Linked DNA regions of Homo sapiens: region 2 is linked to region 1. The links are chromatin loops, found by intact Hi-C in ENCODE. Cell type or tissue: GM12878. All regions are shown on one strand. Each heading gives the region's core, and the rest is flanking DNA. Links, peaks and the distances in the headings are about the cores only. Region 1 overlaps IUR1 (imatinib upregulated ABL suppressing lncRNA 1). Region 2 overlaps FCHSD2 (FCH and double SH3 domains 2).

Region 1 (12,318 bases), core at 2,223-10,222:
TTGTTAGCACGTCTGGATGCCAGCTATTCCCTGCCTGGGCCCCACCAAGTCCAGCTGGGGATGCTGCGGCAGACAGTGTGGTCTATGGACCCCATCCCCATTCATCTCCTTCCTACCCCTAGTCACCTTTCCCTACCCATGCCTTTGCTCCCTGAGCTAATTCCCTCAACACCAGCCTCCTGCCAGCCTGATGTGAGAGTGTGCCAGTCTCTTCCACTATCAGCTCTCAGGACAGAATCCCAGCACAGGTAAATGAGACTTCAAGATTGGTGGCCACCAGAAGAGAGCAGGGGCTCTCCTTAAGACACATAGTGAGTTTGTTCAAGGCACTAGGCCTTGAATTCCATAGTATCACTCAACAAGCCCTTATCCTGGGCTTAGTCATAAGCAGGTCTCTGAGGTGAGGAGCTGCCCACCAGGAGCTCCCAATCTCAATACAGAGACCAAGGTCACAGCAGTGAAACATGCAGGGCCAGGAGGGTCATAGGGACCCAGATCCTACCAGGTGGTAGCAGAGATCTAAGGCCAGAGGCAAGTCCCTAAGAAGCAGGCACTGGGACCAGGAATTATCTTGTCAAGTGTTGCCCCTACCAGGGAATATTACAACTTTGGGTGGCAGGGGTGGGGGTGTACGGTAAATGAGCAGTCAGTCCCAGGGCTATGGTAGGAGCTGATAGGCACATGGTTTTAACATTACAAGGCAGGAAACCACGGTGCTAATTCTATCTCTGCCAGGTACTCACTGAGTGTGACCTCTAGCGCATCACTGTCCTCTCAACCTTGGTTTCTACATCTATAAAATAGGAATAATAAATTCCATCCTGTCTTCCTCTTGGAGGGCTGTGCAGGTTAAATGAAATAACAGGTAAATGGTCTGCAAGGGCTGAGGAGCCACATAAACAAGTAACTGCTGATCCTAGGACACATCAGGGAAGGTTGAGTGACCACCTGTATTGAACGCTGATCAGCACCTTCCGCCATGAGCTGCACTGTGATTAGGCACCAATGAGTAAAATACTTTTGGTGGAGGGATGAGGTTACAGGGGTCTGAGGTCAAGCAAACCTGGGTTAGATGTCTATTTCTCCTCTGCCAAGCTTAGAGTTTTTGATCAAGTCTTGAAACCTCTTTTCAGCCAGGTTTCCTTGTCTATAAAGGAGAGATAATGGCTCTTTGCAGGGTTGCAGTGGGAATCAAATGGGAATGTTTATGTAAAGTGCCTGCAACTGTGCTGGCCCACAAGTGTGTTTCCTTTGTTGAGTTTTCCTTCAGTTTCCCGTCATTTTGTTATGGCTTTATTTGTAAGTTAAAAAATAAACCACAAAAAGAGGAATTTCCATGGGGGAGATTGAGCCCCACTAGAATCTTAGTTCTGCTCCTTACTCATTGTGAGGACCTGGAAAGTCCCTGCCTCTCCCTTAGCCCGGGTTTTCTCATCTGTAACACCAGGGGTTCCACCAGGGAGTTTCTCCAGAGCCTAGCCTGGGAGGTATGGGATGCTACCAAGTCTGTGAGCCCCTTTCAGGGAAAGGACCCTTCAGGCTGAGCTGGGTAAGGAGGGCCAGGCAGGGATCAGGGGAGAGAGAGGAGAGTTGTGGGAGAGGGACAGCAGGATGCAGAGGTGGCAGTTCTGTCACCACCATGGGCTGGCCTGTGAAGGGAGCAGGCCCTGTTCAGGATGCCTGCCTGCCTGTTTTCCCACAGCCTGCTGAGTTAATGCCAAAACAAAATACACTTGCTTGCTCCCTGCCCGAGGGCAGCAGGCCAAAATAAGTGTCCTGGAGGGCTGGCAGACACCCTGGCATCCCGCCTGTCCTCCGTGGGCATCCGCCCTTCCCCTGTCTGCGGCACCACCCTCAGCCAAAGCTGGCCTAGGGTGTGGAGAGGAGCCTCCCCAGGGTCTGCACTCCTCCTCCCATTTGCAGCCTTCGTAAGTGGACACTTCCAACCCCTACACCTGCCTGTCCTCCCAGTCCAGCCTTGGCCCGAGATGTGATCTAATTCTCACTATGCTGCTGTGGGCAGAGCACATGGCATCAGAATGCTAGGAGCTGCTGTCGGGCGCCATGGGAGGGAATTCCCCAACTCAGGAAAGCTCTTCCAGCGGAAAGGAGCAGGTGGCGAGCCTCCCTGAAGAGACAGACACTGCCAACGCTACAGGCAGAGCCAATCGTGGGGTAAGAAGTGTCAAATCTACCACCCCCGGCCTTCTGTCTGATGCTTGTCTACACTGTGTACATTAATAATAATAGCTCATGCTTTATAATAGTTACTATGTGGCAGACAGCCTTCCAAGCACTTCGCATAAAAAACTAATGTAATTCTCACAACTCTGAGGTAGGTACTATTACTAGCCTCATTTTACAGATGAGGCATTCACAGGTTAGGTATGCCTATGGTCATGCAGCCAGTGGCAAACTGAGATGTATACCCAATTAACCAGGCTACAGGGTCTGTGCTGTTAACTGCTAAACTAATCTGCCACCAAAAAATGATATCCCCCATAAAACCCAGGTCCAAACTTGGAACATGACAAGATGCTTGCCTTAGGACCTTACAATCCAATCATCTTTCCAACTTGCCTAAGCTGAGAATCACCAGGGGGTGCTTGTTTAAAATACATAGTCCTCTGTCCCTAGCCTCCAGCCCCACTCTGAGGATTCACTGAATTTGAAGTGGGAGGAGAGGCAGTGCCTGACATGTGGAAATCGCACCATAAATGCCTGTTAAATGAATGAATGCTTCTGACTTCTCTGAGCCTCTGCTCATCTCTAAAATAGAGTTACAGCTCCCTACCCTCCCCCATTTCCAAGTGTGGCTGTGGGTTAAGCCAGTGTATGTGTCTGCTCCAGCTTTGCTGGGTGTGGGAAATTGTTTATAAGCATACCCGGCTGGCTCCTAATAATAGCTGTAATAATAATAGCTGACATTTCTTGAATGCTTAGGGGGTACCAGGCACAGCTCTGAGGGCTTTGACTGTGTTAACCCATTAATTCTCACAACACTCAATGGTCTTGATTGCAAGAATGGAGCTAAGTCACTTGCCTGAGATCACACAATTAGTAAGAGGTAGGCTATTTGAACACAGATGGTCCTGCCCCAGTGTCTAGAGGTTAACCGCTCCATCACAATTACCAGAGTCACCCAGACCTTCCTCATGGGAACTGGGCTGCCACCATTTAATTGAGCAAATGATTTCTGTACCTGTAGTATTCTAGGAGGGGAGAATGAAAAGTTGAATTAACAGGTACCCTCAATCTAGACGGAGAGGCAAGATATAGAATTCCCTAATGATTGTTTGAGTCTGAGTAATTCCAAAGCACAAAATCAAAGTGCTGTGGTTGTTCTAAGTGGGGGAAGACTGCCTCTGTCTAAAGGAGGGGCCCACGAGGGCTGCATTGGAAGTAGGCCTTGATGCATGGGAGGCAGGCACTCCCTGCGGAGGGACAGAGAGAGCGAAAACCACAAGCTGAATGGGCCTGAGCCACGTTTGGAAACATGGCTCTATCCATATTTCTCTTGGATAGAGAATCCTGTGAAATGAGGTAGATGGTGTAGCCTTGGGTGGCCCTCTTGAATGTCTGCTCACAATTTCCTCCTTCCTTCCTTCCTTCCCTCCCTCCCTCCCTCCCTTCCTTCCTTCCTTCCTTCCTTCCTTCCTTCTGTCTTACTTTCCTGTTTGTTTGATTGAGATGGGGTCTTGCTCTCTCACCCAGGCTGGAGTGCAGTTGTGCAATCACAGTTTGCTTGCAGCCTTGACCCCCTGGGCTCAATCAGTCCTCCCACCGCAGCCTGCTGAGTAACTGGGACTTCAGGTATATGCCACCATGCCTAGCTAATTTTGTTGTAGTTGTTTTTTGTAGAGACAAGGTTTTGCCACATTGCCCAGGCTGGTCTCGAATGCCTGGGCTCAAGCAATTCGCCCAGCTTGACCTCCCAAAGTGCTGGGATTACAGGTGTGAGCCACCGCACCTGGCTCTGCTCCCAATTTTAAAAAGCAGTAGTCCTTTATGGTTTTATCACACTCCACAAATATTGGCTATCTCACTCATCCTATCAATGTCCCCATCCCCGTAGACTTCTGGGAGGAGATCTTGTTTGTGGCACCCAACAGGCACACTAGATGGATGGATTTCAAGGTCTGTAGACCCAGAGGTTTAACAGTAGTGGAACATTAAGTGTGGGCAGCCAGGTCATGGAATACAAGGCCCAGTCAGCAACCTAAGGGAGGATGTGCCCAAGGGCCTGCACAGGCCTGTCCTTTGCTCATATTCAGCCTATAACCTCACCTGCTGTGCTGAGCCTGTGACCGGGGGAGGTTTGTGAGTGAGTGGTCCATAAGGAGAAGATGGGGTGTGTCTGAAAGACAAGATACCCTGGGCTTGGTCACACTAACTCCAGTACCTTTCCTGTCTGCACACTGGGCACTCAGCTTCCAAGTAGATGTGCACTTAGAAGCTGCACATCTCAAACAAACAAACAGGCACATCAGCTTCCAAGCAAGCCTGCTAATAGGCTATTTTGACCATGCACCCACTGCTCAAGACCCTTTTATGGCTGCCCACTGCCCTCCAAATTTAGCCCAAGCTTTTTAACCTGACATTCAAGGTCCTTCACTGTGTGACTCCAGCCAGCCTACATAACCTCATCTCTCAGTCCTACCATTTTAGGTACCCTTTGTTCCAAAGACACAGCATATATGTACACACACACAAACACACACACAACTTTTCCAGCAACTCATCAGGCTCTTTAGCAACTTCATGCATCTGAACATGCTATTCCCTCTGCTTTTAACACCCTTCTCTCTTTTCTCTACAGGGTCAGCTTAGGGTCTTGGTTAAGAGCTTGAGTCAAGTTCCAATTCAGACTGACCAGTTGGACCTTTGGCCCTGCTGCTCTCTAGCTGTGTGGCCTTAACTCCATAATCTGGATGCTGTGTACCTCTCCAACATGAGCTCACAGCATCTCCCCTCCACCGTGTTCTACTATGTTCTGCCCTGGGCCTGTTTACCCTTGGCACAGCTCTGACTCTCTCTGGGCCTGTGTCACTATATATGTTGGGATAATTCGGTACCCTTGAGGCCCACGTGCCTCTGTCACTCTGTATATTGGGATAATTCTGTACCCTTGAGGCCCACATGCCTCTGTCACTCTCTAGTCTGTCACTATCAAGACCAGAACATGCTTTCTAGATGGTACCGGAATTACTCTGAAAGTAAAGCTTCACCTGTTCTCTCTGGGACAGCTGGAAAAACCTCCAAACCAGCACCGATCACAGAGAAGTGACTGCATCAAGGCCAGAGGCATCTTCCAGATATTCCATCTGGGTGAGAATCTTTCAGCCATATCTGGAGACCGTTAGTCTCCATTTGCACCCACACCCACACCCTGCACTGTGCCCTGGGAGGCAGACCTCTGTGGGCTCCCTCATGAGGCCTTCTTGCCAACTGGCTTCCACTTCGGTCTGGACATGATTCCTGACCCCTTTGAGTGCTGGGCCGTAAGACTTTTCCACTGTTGCCAGCCTCTGGGTGGGTGCCTCAACGTCCTTTTTTTTGTTCTCTTACCCTGCCAACACCTCAGTACAGTAGTCCCCTCATTAAAGTCTCTTCATCTGAACCATTAGGGGTGAATTGCTTCCTGCTGGTCCCCAAATACCTGACCCTGCACCTGGAGATGATTGATCTGAATGGGCAGATCCAGGTGGAGGGTCAGGTATTTGGGGACCAGCAGGAAGGAATTCACCCCTCGTGGTTCATAACCCCTACAAAAAATAAAAAATTAGCCAAGCGTGGCAGCACATGCCTGTGGCCCCAGCTACTCACAAGGCTAAGGTGAGAGGATCATTTTAGCCCAGGAGCTCCAGGCTGCAGTGAGCTGTGATGGTGCCCCTGCACTCCAGCTTGGGCAATGAGGCAAGACTCTGTCTCAAAAAAACAAACAAACGAACAAATGAAAAAAACAGACACAATCATGTCAAGATTTGCCCCAGAACAAAGAACTCATCAGCGCAGCCCATGAACAGCCCCTCCCCAAGTTCATGCTTTGGGCCAGGCATACTCAATGCTAGCTTCTCTGGGCACATGAGGGTCTGATTCTGACTTATCAAGAGCTCTTGTGGGCAGAGCCCAATGAGACAGGGGCACCTGCAGCTGCAGTGAGGTGACAGTGAAGTAACAGTGACTAGTTTGGTGAACCAACACTACAGAATAAAACAGGCCTCAAGGCAAAACATGGTCAGACCACTGCTCAGGCAGCATGAGCAGTGCAGGTTGGTGTAGGAGAAGCCAAGGAACTTGAGCTGCTCGGGGCAGCCTCGCTGGAGGGCCTACAGGACCTGGATAGGAACCATGGGATGCTAGAAAGGGTGGGATGGAACACTGGGAGGGGTGGGGAGTAGGGAAGGAATATCTCAGGAGAAAGAGTTAAGGCCTAGCAGAAGGAAGTGGGATCTCTGAGGGCAGGAACAAGAGGCAGGGGCTTGGTCAGGCATAGCCCCTTACCCTGCCCCGTCCTGGAACAGGTCTCCAGCCTGAGGACAGGCCCCTAGCATCCCCCACAAGCCATCCCCCTCCTTCAACTGGAAGTCACCCCAACCCTTTCACTTCCCTTGCTTACGGCACCTGCCCAGACCACAGCCACAGCTGGGCTCAGGTTTCAATTCTTGTTTCCTCCACACCTATGTAGTCTCTTGAAAAGTTTCTATTTCTTGACAGGGGCTAGGCCTGACACCTGACACCCTCAATCCTCTGCCACTGCCTCTTTACAGTTGTTTCTGCCTGGCCCCAGCCCTGTACTTTGGTCCTCTGCCCTCCTAGCAGCCCGAGCAAGACTGCTAATAGGCTATTTTGACCATGCATCCGTGGCTTAAGACCCTTTTATGGCTGCCCACTGCCCTCCAAACACATTCAAGGCCCTTCACTGTGTGATTCCAGCCAGACTATGAAACCTCATCTCTCAGTCCTCCCATTTTAGGTACTCTTTGTTCCTAACATACCGCACATACATACACACGCACAAACACACACAGACAACTTTTCCAGCAACTCATCAGGCTCTTTTTAGCAACATCACACATCTGAATATGCTGTTCCCTCAGCTTTTAACACCCTTCTCCCTTTCTGTACTTGATAAACTCATATTTGCCCTTTAAACCCCAGCTCAAAACCTCTGCTTCTGTGAAGTCTTCCTCCTTCTCCTAAGTCAGAATTAATCTCCCCTCCTCTGGGTCTCCATAACTTTGTTCAGATCTTGATGACAGCAGCAAGCACAAGCAGACTGGTCTTCCAGACTTCTATTTAGCCATGTCCTCTTCTGAATTCCCCTTCCTTTCAAGACTCTGGCCCCAGGTGGACCACTTAATATCTATATGACCTTGGGCAAGTTGCTTAACCTTCCCTGGATCTCTGGATGAATGCTGAATTAATGCTCTATGTCCACAGCTTTTCGGCACCTATACATGCATTGATAATCACAATTAACCAATGATTCTGTAACTATGTCCTACCAGGCTGTGAGTCCCTTGCCAGCAGGGTAACAATCCAGGTTCCTTGTAACCAAATTGTCTCTGTATCCCCAGTGCCCACCATTCCAGAAACCCTTATTGCACAGGCAAATTTAGCCCAAACTCCATTTTTGCAAATGGAGAAACTGGACCCAAAGAGGCACAGAGATTTGCCTAAGGTCATGAACCAGCTTCAGAGTATTCTCCTTTGCCCTCCCTCCAAATCTTTGGGCCAGCATCTCTCCAAAGACTGTCTCTGGCCTAAGCTAGGGCTCTGGACCAGAGAACAGGCCTGCACCAGGCCCCACTTGTCACTGTCCTGTGGACTCTCAGGGTAGAAACTACCAGATGCCCAGACAGTTTTACTTCCCTCCTGGCTGCAGAGACCATGCTGAGAGCAACTGTCAGACCTCAGACACTTCCGTTTCACCCAGAGCCAGGCTTCCTTTTCATATCTTCCTTAGGCAGCAAGCAGACCTTGGGCCACAGCCTCTGCACCAGACCCTGGAGAGTTTTGTTTCTTCTTGGGGGCTCGGCCCAGACAGCCACAGTAGTGAACTCCCCCTGAGGAGCCTAGCAGGAGGTTCGTGGCAGGAAAGTTTGTGGCAGGAAAGCCTGATAACCCACAAACCCTAGAAATTGGAGTCTTGACTTTGATGACACCTCATCTGATCTGTATGGTTGGGGACAGAAAGGCCTCACATAAGGAAACTCCTGGAGAATCATAAGCCCTCAGAGCCCTTGGTAAAACCTGTTCATTTTACGGATGGGGAGACTGAGGCCCAGAAAGGGATTTGCCCAGAGCAGATATGCAATGGTGTACCCAATGCTGATCTTAAAGGTTTTGATCTGTGGTACCTTTAGTTGCTTTTGCCCATTTTCTTTCTTCTCTTTTCTCTTCTATTTTCTTTTCTTTTCTTTGACGGAGTCTCGCTCTGTCACCCAGCCTGGAGTGTAGGGGTGTGACCTCAGCTTACTGCAACTTCCACCTCCTAGGTTCAAGCAATTCCCCTGCCTCAGCGCCCCGAGTAGCTGGGACGACAGCATGCACAACCACACCTGGATAATTTTTGTATTTTTATTTTATTTATTATGATTTTTTAAGATGGAGTCTCGCCCTGTCACCCAGGCTGTAGTGTAGTGCACGATCTTGGCTCACTGCAACCAAGCAATCCGCCCGCCTTGGCCTCCCATAGTGCTGGGATTACAGGCCTGAGCCTCCGCTCTCGGCCTGTTTTCTTTTTCTATTTCCTTTCTACCAGCCTGGCAGATGCCTCCTCTCTCTGCTGCCTTGGTGAATACCTGCCTGCCTGCAGCAGCAACTTCTCACCCCCAACATTGGCTGCCAATTAACCTTTAAACCTTTTACAACCAGATCACCATGGGCTTCATGCTCAAAGTGTAAAGTGAGAATGTAAAGTATGAGTAAATGGATTCACATCAAGGTTCTGGGGATCATCTTAGGTATCTAAAGGCCTTTTATACTTAGAATATGGTTTCTGCAGCAATTCTTCAACAGAGAGAAAAATCCAGAGATAAAAATGGGGTTCAGGCCAGGCACAGTGGCTCATGCCTGTAATCCCAGCACTTTGGGAGGCCGAGGCAGGTGGATCACCTGAGGTCAGGAGTTCGAGACCAGCCTGGCCAACATGGTGAAACCCCATCTCTACTAAAAATACAAAAAATAGCTGGGCGTGGTGGTGTGTGTCTGTAATCCCAGCTACTCGGGAGGCTGAGGCAGGAGAATCGCTTGAACCTGGGAGGTGGAGGTTGCAGTGAGCCGAGATTGAGCTATTGCACTTCAGCCTGGATGACAAGAGGGAAATTCCATCTCAAAAAAAAAAAAAAAAAAAAAAAGAATGGGGTCCAGGAATATGTTTTCACTGCTCTTTGTCAATCCTCTCTCCAGCTCACATTTCACCCACACACACTTGGAGGGTGCCTCTGGAAGGATGACAACAGCTTGCGCCTCCATTTTTCTCACTTTGGTAATTCATTATCATCCCTAAGGCTGGAAAGGGCATTAAAGTTCAGGCAGTTCAATTCCAAGTTCGATTCAGAAATTATTTCCTCCATCCATTCTTCTGCTCCAAAACCTTGACTAACTCATGCCAGATCTAGTGCTTGGTGCTGTGAGATCCAACAGGGTCTTGCCTTCAGGGAACTCACATCTGAGAAGGGAGACAGGTGTGTAAAGAACACCTACAGTGGAGTGTGTAATGTGGTAGAGGGGAGAGTGATCAGGTTTCTCAGGGAAGGAGATGCTCTCCTGGGATCTTGAAGGATGAATTTACCAAGCAGGGAAATGGGGGAAGGGCTCCAAGCAGCTGTCAATATTCATACCACCAGAACTTGCCCTGTCAGTCAGGCCACTTCTTACTCAGACTCCCAGACTTCTGCACAACCCCTTGCCTTTCTCTCAGGCTTTACTCACCCACTGTGTCTGTCAAAAAACGTTCCCAGGCACTTCATCTGTAAAGGTCCTGTACTGGGTCCTGGAGACTCCTGGCCTTGAGGAGCCCACAGCTTGGTGGGGGATGGATGCATAGAGAGCCAATGACCACATAGTGTGAACATGGGAAGGTCAGAACTGAAGAGCCAGCAACAAATGCTATCTGAGCCATCCTTGGGAGGACAGGGGAGACTTTCTGCAGGAGGTGATATATAACCTGACATCTGAGCTATGGAATCTCCTACATCCTCATAGCACTCCTTTAAGGTAGGCCTTATTATTCCCTTTTAGATATGATAAAACTGAAGCCCAGAAAAGGGCAATGCCTTACCCAAGGTCACATGATTAGTGAGCGAGGTAGGTATGCATTCACCCCTGTGTACCCAGCAGCAGAGGTGGAAGTGGCACTATTGGAAGAGCTGGGCCTCAGGGGCTAGGACCAGAGGTGGAATGTTCAGAAGCACGGAGGGAGGAGCAGAAGCTGAGAACCTGGAGCTGATGGAACCTACAGGTTGTGCCATCTCTCCCAGACATACAGTAGAGCAGAGAAGGGACAGGAATATCCAGCAGGGCATCAGCTTGCAGCTTCATATCAGCAGAGCTGGCTCAGTCCTTAGACACCATCCTATCCAGCCCAGGAGAAACAGGTTTGTCCAGGGCAATTGATGAGGATGCATAGTATCACAGTGGCTGACCCTGGGCTAGATAGAATTCAGAGGCTTTGTCCTCCAGCCCAGTGCTCCACCCATTGCCCCAGCTGCCACTACATTGTTCAATCCAATCTACGTTTACTGATGGTGTGCTCTGGATTGGACACTCTTCCAGGCACCATGGAGACCACAGGGATCCTCCCCTTCACTGCTGTCAGGAGCTTTCAGCTGCATGGAGGAAGTCAGGTTGGGCTCCAAGACCTAGACTCCAAGTAGCATGTGGGAAGTGAGACAGCAGCAGGCATGAACACAGTGCTGGGGAGTGGGGTGAGGAGGACCTTAATGGCACAAGTGCCATGAGCAATCCTTAGACTTCAGATCTCCCATCTGTCCCAAGAAGAGACTGGAGTCAACAATCTCTGAGGTCTGCTAGCCTCTACCCTCCTTTGCCTTGCAAGGATTGGGAGGCAGGGCTGGGTCCAGCTTCTGGTAGGCTAGGGGATGGGAGGCAGAGGAAGTGGCTTGAGCTGCTCGAGCCACCCCCGCCTGCCCACCCCGGGGCTGTCCCATTACCGGCAGGGAAATCACAGACTCAGCGCTCAGACATCTGGGAGGTGCTGGGTGGCCTGGGTATTTTTAGAAGGCCAGAGGCAAACATGCCTGGAATCCTGGGTGTTGCTGAGCCAAAGAAGCTGGGAGGCCAGCAGAGGGTGAACCAGAAGAGGTGGCCTCGGCCCGGGTCCTAACTTCACCAAGGTCAGCTGGACTTGCCTTTCCCCAGAGGCTAGTGTTCAGGCCTATGGTGTGCAAGCTCTGGTTCCCCCAACTTGTCACTCACTTCTGCTTCCTTCTGGGCAGTCAGCTGCAGAGCTGTTACAGGGCCTCAGGGAGAACACTTGATCTCTTGATTCATTCAGCCAGTTCTTTCTGTGCTTTCCGTGGTCCAGGTGAGCTGCTGGGCCCTAAGGATACAGAATAGAAAGGAGGCAACCCTGGAGGGGCTCAGATCTGTTGGGTTGGGGGGGGTGGTGGGAAGATGGGAACACAGACAGTGATAACACCTTGAGATCACTTTGGAAGAAGAAGAAGTATGGGCCTGAGGGAGCTCAGAGGGTCCCCATCTCCCAGGATTGCCACAAGGGCCAGCTGATTATCTATGAACAAAAATGTAAGCTGCCCAGCTAGGGGACCAGCTCTGGGTATAACTAAGTTGTGATTATCAGTCCTTTCTAGAGCCATGCCTTTTCCTTTAGCGTGATTTCTGAAAGATAACATCTCAGAAGTGGAATACAAGGTAAGATTATCTTTTCAGCTGCTGACTTATCAACTACCAGAAAAAAATGCCCAGTTTGCACTGACAGCTCTGTCCCTGTCTCCTTCTCCCCATCCTATCCCTTCCAATCCCTCCAGGCAAATCCACACTATCATATTACAGATAAAGACTCAAGGTCCAGAGGGGCAGGTCCAGCCCAGGTCGGCTCTGAGCTATCCGCGACCTGCAGATTCCCAGATGGTTGAAACCACAGGAAGGACGCTCCCAGGCCTGCCTATCAGAGGAAGAGGGCTAGGGCATGGAGTGGGCAGAGGGCAGGAGTCCAGCCCCACACTGGGCCCCATCACAATTGACACTGTAGCTTAAACCCGATCTGTCCCACTCACTCCCCAGGATTGACTGGCCTTTCAGCCCAGGATTTCTCAAACTGGGCTCTTC
Region 2 (12,318 bases), core at 1,348-9,347, 180 kb before region 1:
TTGCTCTGTTGCCCAGGCTGGAGCGCACTGGCAGGATCTCGGCTCACTGCAAGTTCTGCCTCCCGGGTTCACGCCATTCTCCTGCCTCAGCCTCCCGAGTAGCGGGGACTACAGGCGCCCGCCACCACACCCGGCTAATTTTTTGTATTTTTAGTAGAGACGGGGTTTCACTGTGTTAGCCAGGATGGTCTCAATTTCCCAACCTCATGATCCGCCCGCCTTGGCCTCCAAAAGTGCTGGGATTACAGGCATGAGCCACCGCGCCTGGCCAATCATTTTACTTCTTAATTCAAAGGTCTTTGATAGATCCCCATTGCCTGTAGAACAATTCTTAACAGTGGATACAACCCCATTCATATAACTTCCTAGAATCCAGCCTCATCTCTTGCTACACTCCAGCTGTACATTATACTGTAGAAATATTGAACTACTTCTATCTGTAGCCCAGAATTATTGTTGCCTCTATACTTGGAAAGTTCTCCATTTGCCTGTCTTCCAGGAAAACTAAATTTGATTCAATTCTATGAATTTTTACTGAGCGCTCTTCTATGCACTAAAACACAGTAGGAAACAATACACAGTTCCTCCTTTCAATGCCTTACATTCTACCAGGTGAGACAAAATAAGTCTTAACTTAAAAGCTACTTCTATAAAGCCTTTTGTGACTTTCCTTCTATTTCCTATGTTCTAATTACATTTGTACATACTGCCATTATAGTATTTTTTTAAAACTCAATATTTTCATGTATTTATTTCTGAAACTTTTTGTTAAAGTATAACATGTAAATGTGACTCTTCATAAGTCTTCAATGTGATTATACTTGGGTAATTACCATCCAGATCAAGATTTAGAGCATTTCCAACACCTCAGAAGGCACTCTTTCCCATTCTATGTACACCCCTCACCCAAGATAACCATTGTTCTGACTTCTATTAGCACAGATTAGTTTTGCATGTTCTTAAGTATATAAATAGAATCACACAGTATGTCATCTCTTGTGATAAGATTCTGTTGCTCTACCTCATGACCAGGATTAATCCATGCTGTGTGTAATACAGTCATAAAACAGAACACAATACTGGAGGGGAAATGAATGAACTACAGTTCTATGTATCAATATAGATACAATCTCAAAAATATAAACATCGGCAGGAAACATGATTCTATTCACATAAAGTAACAATGAGGCAAGAGAAGAAGATAAACAACATTGTTTATGGATAAATTCCTGTGTAATAAAACAATAAAGAAAAGCATGGGAACATTTAATATAACTACCAGCGTGATGGATACATCTACAGGGCAAGAAGGAAGATGTTCACTTTATTATTCTTCTTTGAACTGAGCCTTTTTTTTTTTTCAGTTGGTCTCACTCTGTCGCCCAGGAAGGAGTGCAGTGGTGCGATGTCGGCTCACTGCAACCTCTGCCTCCCGGGTTCATGCAATTCTCCTGTCTCAGCCTCCTGAGTAGCTGGGATTACAGGTGCCCGCCACCACACTCAGCTAATTTTTGCATTTTTAGTAGAGACAGGGTTTCGTCATGTTGGCCAGGCTGGTCTTGAACTCCTGATCTCAAGTGATCCTCCTGCTTCGGCTTCCCAAAGTGCTGGGATTACAAGTGTGAACCACCACACCCGGACTAAACTGAGCATATTACTTTGTTATACTAATACGGGAATTACAGCATTTATTCTTACAAAATACTTACTTGCCTGCATAGCTTCACTGCAAGCTCCCTGCAAAGAGACTGGTTTTTCATTTTTGTGTCCCTAGTACTTAATGATGCAAACAGATTCCTGCATGAATACATTCAACAGATATATATGTCAGTTACTGTGCTAGATTCCAGGGATACAATTGTGAGCAGAAAACACAATTTTGCTTTCATGAAGTTTATAGTACACTAAAGGTAGGAGGAAAAGGCAAAGAGACAATACAATCAGGTATATAATTATAAATTACAAGGATTATTTTGAAGGAAAAAAACCTGACGCTAGAAGAAAATATAATAGAGGAATATGATATAGTTTGAGGAAGGATTCCCTAAAGAAGTAGATTTGGACTGGGATGTGAACCCTGATTATGAGTTAAGAAAGTGGCCGGGCGCGGTGGCTCACGCCTGTAATCCCAGCACTTTGGGAGGCTGAGGTGGGCGGATCACGAGGTCAGGAGATTGAGACCATCCTGGCTAACACAGTGAAACCCCATCTCTACTAAAAAAATACAAAAAATTAGCCGGGCCTGGTGGCGGGCACCTGTGGTCCCAGCTACTCAGGAGGCTGAGGCAGGAGAATGGCGTGAACCCGGGAGGCAGAGCTTGCAGTGAGCTGAGATCGCGCCACTGCACTCCAGCCTGGGCGACAGAGCAAGACTCTGTCTCAAAAAAAAAAAAAAAAAGTTAAGAAAGTAAATGAGGATAGTGAAGAGAGGGATTGTTTTAGGCAGTAAGAGCAATATGTAAAAAGACCCTTGTGTAGTGGGGGAAATAGATGAGAATAGAGATAGGCTGGTAACAGCCGAAAAGTGGAAACAACCCAAATGCCCATCAACTTTTGAATGGGTAAACAAAATATGGTATATCCATATCAATATGACTATTATTCAGGTACAAAAAAAAATAAAGTACTATTACTAATATATGCTACAACATGAATGAACCTTGAAAACATGCAAAGTGAAACAGTCTAGACACAAATGGGCCACATATTGTATGATTCCATTTATATGAAATGACCATTAAGAGGAAAATTCAGAGACAGAAAGCAGATTAGTGGTTGCCAGGAACTAGGGAGTAGGGAGAACACAAAATGACAGCCAATGGGGTATAGAGCTTTTTTGGGGGATAACAGAAATGTTCTGGAATGAGATAGTGGTGATGGTTGTACAACCTAGTAAATATAATAAAACCACTGAATTTTACATTTTAAAACGGTGAGTTTTATGGTATGTGAATTATATCTAATTTTTTTTAAAAAGAAGTGGGCAGAGAGGCTGGGTGCGGGTGGCTCATGCCTGTAATCTCAGCACTTTGGGAGGCCGAGGCGGGCGGATCACGAGGTCAGGAGATTGAGACCATCCTGGCTAACGCGGTGAATCCCCATCTCTACTAACAATACAAAAAATTAGCCGGGTATGGTGGCGGGCACCTGTAGTCCCAGCTACTCAGGAGGCTGAGGCAGGAGAACGGCGTGAACCTGGGAGGTGGAGCTTGCAGTGAGCCGAGATCGCACCACTGCACTCCAGCCTGGGCAACAGAGCAAGACTCTGTCTCAAAAAAAAAAAAAAAGAAGTGGGCAGAGAACAGAGCATATAAGGCCTTTGGAATTATCTTGAGGTTTTCCAATTTTATCCTAAGGGCGATAAGAAGCCACTGAAGGTTTTATGTAGGGTACAATGTAGATGCTCCAAAATTACTTTCTGAACAAATGAAAATAATTACAGATAAATAACACTGGTACTCTGTCCTTAAGACTGATAGATCTTTGCCTTTTAATTTGAAACTATAATTTATCATTCTGTTTCCTAGAAAATACCTTCAGGTTGACCTAAGCTTTTGTTCAGAAACGGTTACTCCTCTCCAGAGGCTATTTTTCAGATGTGCTATCTTACCTGTAGTTATGTCTTGATGTCTCATTGAAAGATAATCCATGAGGACTAACCAGGGCTGGGATTCCAATACATAGGATCAGAATAACTGTGGCACATGTATCTTAATGGAGAGCCCTGAAGAGGAACTCTTCTTGCCAAATAATACATATTTCCAATTATGCTGACAGATGATAAATTACAATATCCATAAATGGGGGGTTATTCTGATTTCCAAAATGATAGTGCTGGCATGGAATTTCAGAAGCCCTGCAAACTTTCTCTGTTCTTGGCAGGGTTAAAGGCTATAAACTATATACCCCATGAGCATAAGGCCTGCTTACAGAAGTCAGGATGCTCTGACCAGTCATCCTCACTCCAGAGACCAGCAGTGCTTCTGTGTACCCAAGGTTCATCCTTTGACCAACACTTCTCCTTGGTGCTTTAATGGTTTTATTATAGTAACATTAAAAGATATTTCTATAAATTGGTAAACAAAACAAAAATAAAACCCAGTTATCCTTTCCTTCAAAACTGATAGGTAATAATATTAAGGCTTTGTCCAGTGATTCATCTTATATGAAAAACATGGTTTTAATGATATACACACATATATACATATGCTACTACCTTTCATATAGATTTTCTTTGAAATCAATTTAAAATAGTATACCTGGGGTATCACTTAGGTGGCTGGTCTTCTCAGACTCCAGATGTCTCCTCCTCATTGTCAGCACTAAGTTAATACTTGAACTGTCCAGTGTAGCCATGTCAAAATCAGTGTTAACAGTCTACCTACTCCCTTCAAAAACCTTATGAGAGACGGAGCTGCATTCCAATGTTTATTATCTTCACCTACAGACTTTCTCCCTCTTGGATCATGTTAGAATGGTTTCATTTAATTTAATTTGGCTTTAAGTTATTTATATCAGGAATAAAAATCGGATTAGAACTGTGCAGAAAAGCTAGTTGGCATTTAGGTTTTGCCACCTCAGTTAATTTTTTAGAGTATGTGTCTGAGAAAGAAAGAGAAAAACACTGAGAGGGACAGAGACAAAAAGATGAATCTTTGTCTTAATTTTTTGAGGGTAGAGAGTATTTGTCCCATTTCCTTACTTCTTTGTGTGCCTTGCACAAAGTGGAACTTTAGGCAAAATTATCCTCCTTTAAGACACCACAGAATACAAGAAGCATCGAAGATATAAAAAACATTAAAAGACTAGAAAAAAGCCCAAATGTTAGAATCAATGAAATACGGTATGTTTTGACTAGTTAATTTAATAAGAAAACAAATAAAATGGCTTAACATGCAATTAAGTCAGAAATTATAAAGCCATGTCTGAAAATAGAGTTCAGCAAACTCCACACTATGTTATTTGTGATAAAGAAGCAAAATTCTTAGGCTTAAGTGATTTATTGGATGAAGTTTAAACACACACATTGGTTATGCTAGGTACAACACGACCAAATACACACAAGTGAGACCTGACCCTCATTATTACAGGAATAGGGGACTGGGCTCAGAAAAAGACTTGTCTGTGGCCAGGGACTATTTTAATCTGTGACTAAGCACCTCAGTGATGGAATATCATCTTTATTGTATTTTGTGACATGATTACATCAGCCTGAGAACCACAATCAACAGTCATCAGAATACCAGTAAAATGAACCCAACTTGCTGTTTCAAAGTGGTTTGAAAAAGAAAACTAGAGGGAGGTACTTGATAAATGACTGATAAAGCAAGAAAACTCACTAAAGCCACAAATGGCTAAGAATGTTGAACAGATAATACATATACCACTTCCTTTCTTAACCCCAAAATTAATGCTAACAGTGCTCACCACCTCAAGTTTTTAACCAACAATAAATATTACAGAATCTAAGAACACTACCAAAACCTAACAGTCTACAATCCAGTGAGTAAAAATACTTACAATTCTAATGTATGAAAATTGTCTTTTATCTAAAAGCCCTACAATAAAAGGTAATGGAAAAATATCATGTGTTATAGAAAACTGCATTTAAAACTAAGATAACAAATAATCATGTGTTCACATTTTAACCTGGTTGGTTTTAAAAAATCAAAGCTACTTTAGTGGCATTTTAGAATTCTTTCCTCAAGGTCAAATTTTTTTCAACCTCACTTAAAAACTATTGCTAGCACTCTCATGGCTCTCTCCAAGATTAATGGAGCCACTGGTTTCTTCTGTGCATTACTTTCACTCCCCTTTTCATAAAAGTCCATCCCTGTGAAATGCCACTGTCTGCTGCCACAGCCTGCCGACATCCCACTCACATACAAAGCCTGGTGAGATGCGAATTCTTCTATGAAGAAAAGACTTCCATGAAGAAAGGCCGCTGAACCTCTCCTTTCTCACTCATTTAACACCAATTTTGGGGTTAGGTATACAAAATGGGACAAAACATACCCCTAACCCCCACTGCCCTCATATTTGCCTTTGGAACCCAACCACAACATTGTGAGAAAGGCAATACCAAGAAGCCAAGTGCAGAAGCTCCAGCTGACAGCCTCGGGAAGGTCTGAGTCAATAGGCAGCATTAATGAGAAACGTGAGATAGCAAGCCCTCAGAATTCAACCTTCACATTTGAGTTTCTCTAGCTGATGTGAGTGGTACGGAGATAAGTTATCCCTACTGACCCCCCTGCCCAAAGTATAGACTTGAAGGCAAACTAAATGCTGTTGTTTTAAGCCACTGAGCCTTACAGTCATTTGTCATGCAGAGTAACACTATAAGTAACTGGAACAGGTCAAAATATAAAAATCAATCATATGTTTATATATTAATAAAAAGAACTGAAAGGAAAAATTAAAACCTAAATGTTACAGTAACATTGAGAAATATGAAATGCTTAGGAATAAATTTAACAAAATACGTGAAGACTGCTGAAGTAGACAGAACTATAAAATGATCCCAGTGACCCTTGCCCTTGTATAATCCCCTTTCCTTTGAGTGTCAGTAGAACATAATCACTCTTGTGATTATGCTACGTTAAATGGCAAAAGGGAGATTATCTGCGATTACCTAATCACATGAATCTTTAAAAGCAGAGTTTTCTCTAGCTAGTAGCAAAAAAGTCAGAAATTCAAAACATGAACAGGACTGGACACACTACTGCTGGCTTGGTAATGGAGAATTATGTACAAAGGACCTGAGAGCACCTCTAGGAGCTGAGAATGACCCCAGCCTACAGCCAGCAAGAAAACAGAGTTAAGTCCTACAACCAGAAGGAACTGGGTTTTGCCAACAACCTGAATGACCCTGGAAGGAGATTCTTCCCCAGAATCTCCAGATAAGAATGCAGCCAAGGTGACATTTGGATTTTGGCCTTGTGAAACCCTAAGCAGAGAACCTGGCTAAGCCTACTTGGACTTCTGACCTACAGAACTGTGAGATAATAAATGGAGGTAGTTTAAAACGTCTAAGTTTGTGGTGATTTGTTACATAGCAACGGAAATCAAATATAACTGCAAAGGAACGAGAGATAAAAGTTTGGGAGGATAGAAATATTCTAGATATTGATTGCAATTATGATAGTGACAATATGGTTATACATATTTGTCAAAACTCAACCAACCCTATTTTAAAATAGATGCATCTTATTGTATATTAATTGTACCTCAATAAAATTGATTTAAAAAGAGTTAATCTCTTTAAAATTTTCTTCTTATGCCTCTTGTCACCCTATACAATACTCTCGTTAATAGTTTTATGTATTCTCTGCTTCAGTACCCCTCATCTATTGTTGATTCTCCAGCCCAAGACATTAAATTAAACTCTGAAATGAGAATATTCAATTACCTGTTAGACCTGTCCACTGAAGGATGTGAACTGATTACCATGTTTTGATTTATATTTTTATGAGTTTACCTCAAAAAACTCTAAAATTAAGATCATCTAGGTAAAGCTTAGACCTCTATAAGAAATTTGGTAGTTGGAAAATCCTGTCTTAGAACATTTCTTTCCAAACTATATTTCAAGGTGCCCTAGTATTCAGCCTGATGCCTTAGGAACCATGGGAAAGTAGAGGATGTCACAGGCAGGTATAGGGAGTGGGGAAAACACACAAAGAGGAAACAGGCTCACAAACTTTAACCAAATAACTTCCCTTTTATCTGCTTTATATATAAAGATTCCATGTAGGAGTTTGTTTTAAAAAGTTGTTCAACTGCTAAAAATATTTCGAAATAATTACTTTAGAAGTTTGGTAAAGACTTACAAGAAGCATCCTAATTTTATCTTTCTGAGTCACAGGGAACCAATCATAAAATAACCAATGTAGCAGGGAAAGAATCTATTACCCCATATTCCATAAGCCCCTTGTGGGCGGCACCAGAGAATAACCTTGTTTCTGGCTCAATGACAGTATGGATCACATCCAATTCATCTCTGTATCACCAAGTGCCTATCACCTAGTACAAACTCAAATGCTTCCCGAGCTTCAAATGATATGCAAACAATGCTGAAAGGTACAATAAAAGGATTGTAAGCTGGCACTCTTTTGTACAGCTTCTAATGCATACCACTTCTAGGTATATTCCCTTAAGAATCTCTAGCACAAGTGAGCCAGGGAGAATGTACAAGACTGTTGATAACAGCACTGTTTGTAACAGTAAAACAATAAACAACTAAAATTTCCATTAAGAAAATGGGTAAGTTATGGCCGGGCGCGGTGGCTCATGCCTATAATCCCAGCACCTTGGAGGCCAAGGCAGGCGGATCACCTGAGGTCAGGAGTTCAAGACCAGCCTGACCAACATGGAGAAACCCCGTCTCTACTAAAAATACAAAATTAGCTGGGTGTGGTGGCATGTGCCTGTAATCCCAGCTACTCAGGAGGCTGAGGCAGGAGAATCACTTGAACCCAGGAGGCAGAGGTTGTGGTGAGACGAGATCGTGCCATTGCACTCCAGCCTGGGCAACAAGAGGAAAGCTCCATCTCAAAAAAAAAAGAAAGAAAAGAAAAGAAAAGAAAATGGGTAAGTTATTTATGATATATATATACAATGAAATACTATATAGCAAAGATAACAAAGAAAGTTAAAAATTCATACAAATGAATCTCAACAAATACAATGTTGAGTGAGAAAAATGCAAGTTGCATAATATCACAGGGCATGATACTATCTAAGACAACACTATCTATTGTCAGAGTGGTAGTTACAATCTGTTGAACATAAGGGAGATGTTTTGGGAGGGGTCACCTGGGAGATTTCCACTGTACTGAGAGTGTTTCATTTTTGAAGCTTGGTGGTTGGGTAAATGGGTACTCATTTTATTATTTTCAGCATATTTATATAGTTAGAACATTCATAACACAGTTTTTAAAGTTCTATACCAAGGGTGGGCAAACTAAGGCCTGTAGGCCAAATCCAGCCCATCATCCAGCTTTGTAAGTAAAGTTTTACTGGAACATAGCCACATTCATGGCTGCACTGCAACAGCTGAACTGAGTAACCACAACACAGAAGCCTATTTATTATCTGTCCCTTTACAAGAAATGTTTGCCAACCTCTGTTCTTTAACAAGATATAAGTAAAGACCTAGAGTGCAAATGAAGGAGCAATTAATTGTGAAATAATCAAATATAACCAAGTGGTTACTGGGAAAAATGACCAGCAGAGTTGATAACAGACAGGTAAGGGCGGGGGGCGGGATGGAAGAAAACAAAGTTTTGGTCCATTTTCTGTTGCTATAACAGAATACCACAAACTGGGTAATTATAAACAACAGACGTTTATTTGGTTCATGGTTCTCGGGACTGGGAAGTCCAGGTGTAGGGGCCTGTATCTGGCAAGGGCCTTCACGCTGTATCATCCCATGGTAGAAAGCAGAAGAGCAACAGAACACAAGAGGGAAAGTGGAAAGGGGCCAAACTTTTCCTTTTATCAGGAACCCACTCCTGTAATAAATAACTCACTCTCACAACAATGGCAATAATCCATTCATAAGGGCTCTGCCCTCATGACCTAATGACCTTTTAAAAGTCCCACTTCTCAGTATTGTTGCATTGGGAATTAGGTTTCCAACACATGAACTTTAGAGGACACATTCAAACCATAACAAGTAAAAACAAAATAAGCTTTAGAGCACTGCTGTTCAACAGAGTTTTCTAAGATGGCAAAAATGTTCTATATCTGCACTGTCCAACATGGTAGACACTAGTCACATGTGGCCTTTAAGCATTTGAAATATGGCTACTGGGACTGAGAAACAGAATTTTAAAATGCATTTATTTTTAGTTACTTTCAGTATTCACAAGTACCAGTGGTAAAGGCACAAATATGAATAATTAAAGGGCAGGCTGCAGACAGATTTGAGAATCATATGGTATTTATGGGAACTGAGTCAAATGATTACTCTCTCCAAGAAAGAGGGCATTAAAAAAAAAAGGATATAAAGCAAGAGAAGCAGAGATTTAACAGAATTAAAGCAGAATTAAGCAGAATTTAATAGAATTGAAGACTTCCATGCTAATTAATTAAGTAAACAGACATTAGGTGAATCAGAGGTACAAGAGCTAGAGACGACAGAGAAACCAGAAGAGCCACAACTCAAAATAAAAAAGATGAGTTATATACGCCTACATATGAATGAGGAAGATTTTTGGAATTAATGCTTAGCCAGAAAAACCGAAAAAGAACTTGGCTTTCTGTTCCTGGCTTATTTCACTTAACATAATGTCCTCTAGGGTCATCCATGTTATTGCAAATGACAGGATTTCAATCTTCTTTATGGCTGAATAATATTTCATTGTGTATATATACTACATTTTCTTTATCCATTTATCCACTGACGGACATTTAGGTTGATTCCACATCTTAGCTATTGTGAATAGTGCTATAAGACATCTCTTCAACATACTGATTTCCATTCATTTGGATATATATCCAGCAGTAGAGAGTAGATTGGTGGTTACCAGAGGTTGGGAAGGATAGGAAGGTGGGGCCAATGAGAGGTTGGTTAATGGGTATAAAATTACAGTCAGATAGAAGGAATACATTCTACTGTTTAATAGCACAGCAGGGTGACTATAGTTAACAATAATTTATGGTATATTCTAAAACAGGTAGGAGAGAAGATTTGGAAATGTTCTCAACACTCCATGATATATAATAAATATTTGAGATGATGGATATCTCAATTACCCCCATTTGATCCTTACACATTGTACGCATGCATCAAAATATCACACATACACTATAAATATATAGTTATTATGTATCAATTTTAGAAAGGATTTGTATATTAATGTTTTTCTCTTCATTTGATCAAAAAAAGTCTGCAAAAGATAAGTCAAATTATATTTTCTAGATTTCTGCCATACAGAAAGATGTTTATCTTTTATTACTTCACCAAATTATCAACTAGTCAATGTATGTTTGGCTTCCACTGAAGAAATATTTGTCTAGAAATAAATCCTATTAAGAATTACTAAGCTTTTAAAAAATCTTCCATTAAATTGACGTTTGTTCTCTTTTCTACTATGACACACTGTATCTCATTCTTCCTCATCCAAACCACAAAGAAAATATTTCACAAGCTTCTAAAAAATGTTAGTTCATATATTGCACAAGAACATGCTATGAAAAAGGAACATGTGAGGAACAAATTATCTCACCACAAACCAGCTGAGTTGATTTCTGTAGATTTGATGAAATCAGTTATCTGATTTCCAGGGTCTAGCAATAGTTTTTTGTTTGTTTGTTTTAGTTTAGAGTTTAAAGAAATCTGCCTAATAATATACAGACAGAGAAAGATATATTCAGTATCTGCTCTAGTAACTACTGGCATAAGAAATAAATAGTATTTCTTGGGGAATCTGTCCAAATACTTGTATTTAGATATCAACATGAACTTATTCTTTTTATTTCCTTTTTTTAAGAGATGAGGTCTCACTTTGTCACCCAGGCTGGAGTGCTGTGGCAGGATCATAGCTCACTGTAGCCTTCAATTCCTGGGCTCAAGTTATCTTCCCACTTCAGCCTCCTGAGTAGCTGGGACTACAAGCACGTGCTAATTTTTAAATTTTTTTGTAGAGACAAAGTCTCACTATGCTGCCCAGGCTGGTCTCAAACGCTTGGACTCAAGTGATCCTCCCACCCCCGCCTTCCAAAGTGCTGGGATGACAGGTGTAAGCCACTGTGCCAGGCCTGATCTTATTCTTCAGAATAATTAGGCTGGGGAAAAGAAAACTGGAGGAATCACATTACCTAACTTCAAATTATACTACAGAGCTATAGTAACCAAAACAGTATGGTACTGGCATAAAAATAGACTCACAGACCAATGGAACAGAAGACAGAACCCAGAATCAAATCCATACATCTACAGTGAACTCATTTTCAACAATGGTGCTAAGAACATACACTGGGGGAAAAGTGCTGGGAAAACTGGACATCCATATGCAGAAGAATGAAACTAGACCCCTATCTCTCACCATATACAAAAATCAAATCAGAATGAATTAAAGACTTAAATCTAAGACCTCAAACTATGAAACTTTTTTTTTTTTTTTGAGACAGAGTCTTGCTCTGTTGCCCAGGCTGGAGTGCAGTGGCATGATCTCGGCACACTGTGACCTCCACTTCCCGGTTCAAGCGATTCTCCTGCCTCAGCCTCCTGAGTAGCTGGGACTACAGGTGCCCACCACCACACCTGGCTAATTTTTGTATTTTTAGTAGAGACAGCATTTCACCATATTGGCCAGG

Evidence for each region. Hi-C counts contacts between places; a loop is a spot of excess contacts. Peaks named below come from ENCODE experiments on the same cell type or tissue, not always from the same donor. Only the 100,000 strongest peaks of a DNase experiment are listed, where the experiment ranks them.
Region 2: a loop joins it to region 1, with 1.9 times the contacts of the local background. A loop is called at or near these places in 7 of 110 quality-filtered maps.

What each region holds. Positions count from the first base shown.
Region 1 is chr11:73,146,445-73,158,762 of GRCh38, forward strand. It overlaps IUR1 (imatinib upregulated ABL suppressing lncRNA 1), which reads right to left. Exons shown (of 4, transcript XR_950294.3): 4 at 9,336-11,569. Among named protein-coding and RNA genes, the nearest start is that of FCHSD2, 10 kb to the left of the region's middle. RefSeq lists enhancers at 6,300-6,409, 6,650-6,869, 7,480-7,529, 8,000-8,239, 10,293-10,382 and 3 more. In GM12878, for the core only: no CTCF peak of the experiment used is centred there; DNase peaks (open chromatin) are centred at 6,197, 6,687 and 7,917; H3K4me3 peaks cover 1,437 bases; H3K27ac peaks cover 7,252 bases.
Region 2 is chr11:72,964,819-72,977,136 of GRCh38, forward strand. The region is part of intron 8 of FCHSD2 (FCH and double SH3 domains 2); the gene reads right to left. Among named protein-coding and RNA genes, the nearest start is that of ATG16L2, 160 kb to the left of the region's middle. In GM12878, for the core only: no CTCF peak of the experiment used is centred there; a DNase peak (open chromatin) is centred at 5,313; H3K4me3 peaks cover 739 bases; H3K27ac peaks cover 3,055 bases.